Regions from separate parts of the Homo sapiens genome. Here region 1 is linked to region 2. A link is a loop called in an ENCODE intact Hi-C map of the cell type or tissue named here. Cell type or tissue: Calu3. All regions are shown on one strand. Links, peaks and the distances in the headings refer to the core of each region. The heading gives the core; the rest is flanking DNA.

The links. A loop is a pair of places that touch in the nucleus more often than their neighbours do. Peaks named below come from ENCODE experiments on the same cell type or tissue, not always from the same donor. Only the 100,000 strongest peaks of a DNase experiment are listed, where the experiment ranks them.
Region 1: it touches region 2 in a loop (11-fold over the local background); 5 of 110 quality-filtered maps call a loop at or near these places.

What each region holds. Positions count from the first base shown.
Region 1 is chr7:48,880,777-48,883,702 of GRCh38, reverse strand. No RefSeq gene overlaps it. Among named protein-coding and RNA genes, the nearest start is that of CDC14C, 42 kb to the left of the region's middle. In Calu3, for the core only: no CTCF peak of the experiment used is centred there; no DNase peak of the experiment used is centred there.
Region 2 is chr7:47,949,604-47,952,529 of GRCh38, reverse strand. It overlaps a transcript of PKD1L1 not described here. Among named protein-coding and RNA genes, the nearest start is that of PKD1L1, 2.6 kb to the right of the region's middle. RefSeq lists an enhancer at 858-987. In Calu3, for the core only: no CTCF peak of the experiment used is centred there; a DNase peak (open chromatin) is centred at 1,569.

The sequences.
Region 1 (2,926 bases), core at 194-2,693, 930 kb before region 2:
ATATATAGACCAATGGAACAGAACAGAGCCCTCAGAAATAATATCACACATCTAAAACCATCTGATCTTTGACAAACCTAACAAAAACAAGAAATGAGGAAACGATTCCCTATTTAATAAATGGTGCTGGGAAAACTGGGCTAGCCATATGTAGAAAGCTGAAATTGGATCCCTTCCTTACACCTTATACAAAAATTAATTCAAGATGGATTAAAGACTTAAATGTTAGACCTAAAACCATAAAAAACCCTAGAAGAAAACCTAGGCAATACCATTCAGGACATAGGCATGGGCAAGGACTTCATGACTAACACACAAAAGCAATGGCAACAAAAGCCAAATTTGACAAATGGGATCTTATTCAACTAAAGAGCTTCTGCACAGCAAAAGAAACTACCATCAGAGGGAACAGGCAATCTACAGAATGGGAGAAAATTTTTACTATCTACCCATCTGACAAAGGGCTAATATCCAGAATCTACAAAGAACTTAAACAAATTTATGAGAAAAAATCAAACAACCCAATCAAAAAGTGGGCGAAGGATATGAACAGACACTTCTCAAAAGAAGACATTTATGCAGCCAACAGACACGTGAAAAAATGCTCATCATCACTGGCCATCAGAGAAATGCAAATCAAAACCACAATGAGATACCATCTCACACCAGTTAGAATAGTGATCATTAAAAAGTCAGGAAACAACAGGTGCTGGAGAGGATGTGGAGAAATAGGAACACTTTTACACTGTTGGTGGGACTGTAAACTAGTTCAACCATTGTGGAAGACAGTGTGGCGATTCCTCAGGGATCTAGAACTAGAAATACCATTTGACCCAGCCATCCCATTACTGGGTATATACCCAAAGGATTATAAATCATGCTGCTATAAAGATACATGCATATGTGTGTTTATTGCTGCACTATTCACAATAGCAAAGACTTGGAACCAACCCAAATGTCCATCAATGATAGACTGGATTAAGAAAATGTGGCACATATACACCATGGAATACTATGCAGCCATAAAAAATGATGAGCTCATGTCCTTTGTAGGGACATAGATGAAGAGGGAAACCATCATTCTGAGCAAACTATCACAAGGACAGAAAACCAAACACTGCATGTTCTCACTCATAGGTGGGAATTGAACAATGAGAACACTTGGACACAGGGTGGGGAACATCACACACCGGGGCCTGTTGTGGGGTTGGGGGAGGGCGGAGGATAGCATTAGGAGATATACCTAATGTAAATGACAAGTTAACGGGTGAAGCACACCAACATGGCAAATGTATACACATGTAACAAACCTGCACATTGTGCGCATGTACACTAGAACTTAAAGTATAATAAAAAAGAAGAAAATTTAATCAATAACTCCCTTGGCTAATATAAACATACACACAAGTAGTAGATTGCCTCTCCTTCTAGGCTTAATTAGCATCCTTCATAAATAAGTAATCATCGCTCAATGGGTTGAAAAATCAAATGTTCTTGAAACTAAAATTTTTAAACAATGATGTTTATTTATAAAAAGTATTGAACATTGTCTTAGAAAGTTATAGAGTTTTACGGTATCTGTTATCTTGAATTGGAAGCTTTTAATTAATGGAAAAAATAAAGTATATACTTAATTTCTGCCCCAAAGACAATAATTTATTCCCCACAAATTTTTAATTATTAAATATTTAGTTTATATATTTTAAGAATAATACTTGCTATGACTTGAATGTGTCCCCAAAAGTTCATATGTTGGAAATTTGTTTCTCAACACAGCAGTGTTGGGAGTTGGGGCCTGGTGGGAGGTGTTTGGGTCACGGGGCATGTGCCCTCCTGAGTAGATTAAACTCATTATCTCAGGAGTAGGTTCAGTTTCTCAGACGTGGGTTCTTTACAAAAGGACAATTTCAGCCCTCTCTTGCCCTCTCATCATCCACCATGGGATGACTTAGCGAGAAGGCCCTTACCTAATGCCAGCCCCTCAATCTTGCACTTCCAGAACTATGAGCCAAGTACATTTCTGTTAATTATAAATTACCTACCCTGAGGAACTCTATTATGTCAGTACAAAAACATGAAGACAATACTGTTCATTAAATAGCAGAGACAATGATTTTCAAAAAATTAAATACAACAGAAACCTCCAGTATTTGAAGGCTTCATTTTTTATGAAAAATATTTTCAAAATATCGATAAAAAATAAAGTTATTAAGCCATTACATTTAAGGATGAGCCAAATGGAATACATATTTTTGAGATAAACAACAGTTGAATACAGACACATGCAAATAGCACAGCCTAAAAGTATATAAATTCAAATAATCTATATGCTAATAGTAGTAAGGCAACAAAATGCATAATAATAATGGGTTATATTTGGGGCTTTATTTGGACTCAGGAGAATTAGATTATGTTGTGCACTACAAACATGACCATTGCCAAGTTATAGCTTTTCTTGAACTCAGTTTTCCCGTATGGAAAATTTCTAATTTTCTCATTTCTGTTTCAGTTCTGAACTTCTATAATTCAATTTACATATTTTGCCCTGCCATTAAAGATATTTACACTGCAATATCAGTAGAACTCTTTTATCTCATTATAAATATTTACTAATGTAATTAAAAGCACATTCATTCATTGATGCAGCAGATATGCATTGAGTGTTTTCTGTATTTCAGGCACTTTGCAGTCACTGCAGATGTGTAAAACAAACAAAAGTCCTTCCTTCATGGAAGAACTTACATTCTAGTGTGTGAGCAGATAATAAGTAAGTAAGTGTCATACACAGTGGCTACACGTGGTCATAGAATACATAGCTATAGAAGTGCCAGGGAAAAACAGGTAGGAAAGGGGAAAGGGCATGTTGGAGTAGGGTGTTAAATTAAATAGGGCAGAGAAGGAGGGTCTCACTGAAGTGTCTTTCTGA
Region 2 (2,926 bases), core at 152-2,651:
TTTCTCAGGGGGTGCTTATGATTGGCTGCTTGTCCCAAGATGCTAATGGAGGCAGGGAAGGCTCACTGCTCCAGCCCATGGGGCGGAGCAAGGCCAGTCCCTGTTGCTTCGGGTTCCATTTATGGGCTTTCTACCTGTGCTCACTTCCCCAAAGCCACCCCTGATTTGAATGCTGATCAGCAGCCCCATTGGAGCAGCCTGCTTGCAAATGGGGTGGAGGGGGCTGATCGCAGCCTTGCCCCTGCTCTCCTTGGTGCAGCCTGCTCTGGGAACCAGCTCAAAGGATGGTAAGTTTGACATTCTACCAAGATCTTATCAATTTTTCTTTCTTTTCACCACAACTAATTACAAAAATTTGCCCAAGCACTGTGTTTGTCTCCGTGAGTGTGATGGGACCCAGAGCGTGGGCTGGGAGTGGGGATAGGGTGTTAATTAAAAAAAGATGTAGAATATCTAAAGGTAAATGAGTAGAGGTCCACAAGCTGCCTCAAGGAACAGAATGGAAATGACAGTGACTGGCAGTCTTGCTAGGAAGGGACATGTCAGCATGTGCTACTGCTCATCCAAAGAGAAGAAGGTCAAGTGATGCTGGTGGGCCAGGTGCTTTCCCGGGAAGCTCCATTTGGAGGTGAGAAACTGAAGCAGGCAGAAGATGAGATGATAATGATCAGAACCTGGGCTTGCATTGAAACCTGAGAAACGAAGTTGGTTGCTCATGATAACCATCATTCTAGTGTTATTTTTCCTTGTATATTTTATGTATACACTTGCCTGAGTTGCAAATGTAATATTTCCCCAAATCTGAAACTTAGTATCATTAAATGCCATCTATTACATCTTCAAGTATGAAAACCCATGTGAGAACAATTGCTGAAGTTTCCATCTGAGGAGGAACCCTGTGCTGTGTAAACTGCAGCTCTGTGCCTTTTTACACTGTGAACTGTGTAAACACCTGTGTTTGCTTTTCTACTTTGACTACTGAAAGTCTTCAGGCAGTGCTACCTACTTTCAGGTATTCATTCTGAACTATGTGCATACTAAACACCTTAAGTCTGTGGAGTAAGGCAGGGGTTGACTAAGTGAACTATTACCTAAGAAGCAGTTTTAGAAACTAAGTATTAAATCTGAAATACAGAATGTGGCTTAAAAACAAATTCTAAGGAGGTGGCTTTTGTTTAAAACAATGAAGACAAAGGGAAAGACCTCCCAGGATCTCTTCCAGCCAGGGGGTTCCGTCCTTGCACATTGATTTCATGCAAAGAAATGATTTTTCTTGTGTTTTTTCCTCCTTTCAGCAAGGTCATAAGGAGAGTCAAAATCCTGATCGAGTCTTTGTTTCTAAATGAGGAGCTTAGATAGTGATTTCTTAAAATGGGCCATATTTGGAAGCCATTTACCTAATTTTATTCAGAATATTTTTACTTAAAGCAGTTTTCAAAACTCGACGTTTTCCAGTTTGCTTGGCTGCATCCACGTCTCACCTTAAGCAGCACACCCCTCCGTCCTCGGGAGGGAAGCAGTGAGTTTGGTTCTGTGTTGTGCTCCCTGTTGTACCAGTGCAGTGCTCGGCAAACCCCAGGTGGAGGAGTATGGCCCAAGAATGTAGATGAACTGGGAACCCCTCCCTTGTCTGGATGCAGCTGCTCTGAGGAAACAATGCTGGCCGCACTGCCCGGAAAAAGGCGAGGCTGCCCAGCCCAGCGCTGGCCCCGAGGGTGTTCTGCAATGATGGAAACATTGTATAGTTTGTATCTTGGCTACTGAGCCCTTGAAATATGGCTAATGATGGAGAAGCTAAAGCTAATTCTTTTTTTTTTTTTGAGACAAGAGTTTCGCTCATTGCCCAGGCTGGAGTGCAATGGCACGAAGTTGGCTCACCACAACCTCTGCCTCCCCGGTTCAAGCGATTCTCCTGCCTCAGCCTCCTGGATAGCTGGGATTACAGGCGTGCATCACCACACCTGGCTAATTTTTTTGTATTTTTAGTAGAGACGGGGTTTCTCCAGCTAATTCTTAATTCTATTTAATTGTAAGTAACTTAAGCTCCAGTAGCTGAGAGTGGCTATGAGAGTGGCTATGAGAGTGCCTCCCACGTAGGGCAGTGCAGGCATATTTCTTCCCTCAATTATGTCACTTTCTTTGCTCCTCCTCATTTCCTGGCATCTTTGGTTAGCACTGCTGGCTTCAAAAACATCACAAACTTTAAATGTAGGCCCTGTTCTCAGGATGTCCAGCCCCACAAGGAAGGAACAGGCAGCAGCAAGGTCAGAGCATCCAGGTGTGCGTGTGGGTATGGATGCCAGCCCAGCAGGCAGGGTTGCACAGGTGTCTTTACCCAGTGGACTCTGTTTAGATTTGACAGGAAGGTGTCAGAGCAAATCACAGGGGCTTCAGAAAGAAGGGATTTTGTTCGTTTACAAACTGCAGTTTGCAGTTTATCCTTTTCTTGGTCACAGGCGCATTTGAAAGTGTATTGCTAATGAAATTGGAAAGTATGCATTTCCCCCAAATCTGAGATTTACTCACAACAAGCACAGTGGGGACAAAGCCAGAGGCACTGACAAGGCAGTGTGAGAAGAGCAGAGGTGGCAGCAGGCCCCAGGAGACAGGTGTGTTAGGTCAACAGCAGGCCCCTTAACCCACCACAGGGCTCTGGTTACTCACCTCATTGGCAGCAAAGTTCCAGAAAACACAGGATCCAAGGCCGGACACCCGTAGCTTGGTTCATCATTGTTCAAGGGGTCTGTGTTCCCATCTGAGAAAGAGCTTGTGCCTGAAAACGTTCCCACTCTTCTTGGTATCACTCTCTTCAGAGTGGAGAGAAAAAATATCTAGTGTTCTGAGTAAAACATTAAGTTTTCTAAAATCTCTGAAGGTTTAAATGTTGGTATAAAGAACTAAGACAACTAACAAGTGCTTTAAAAAT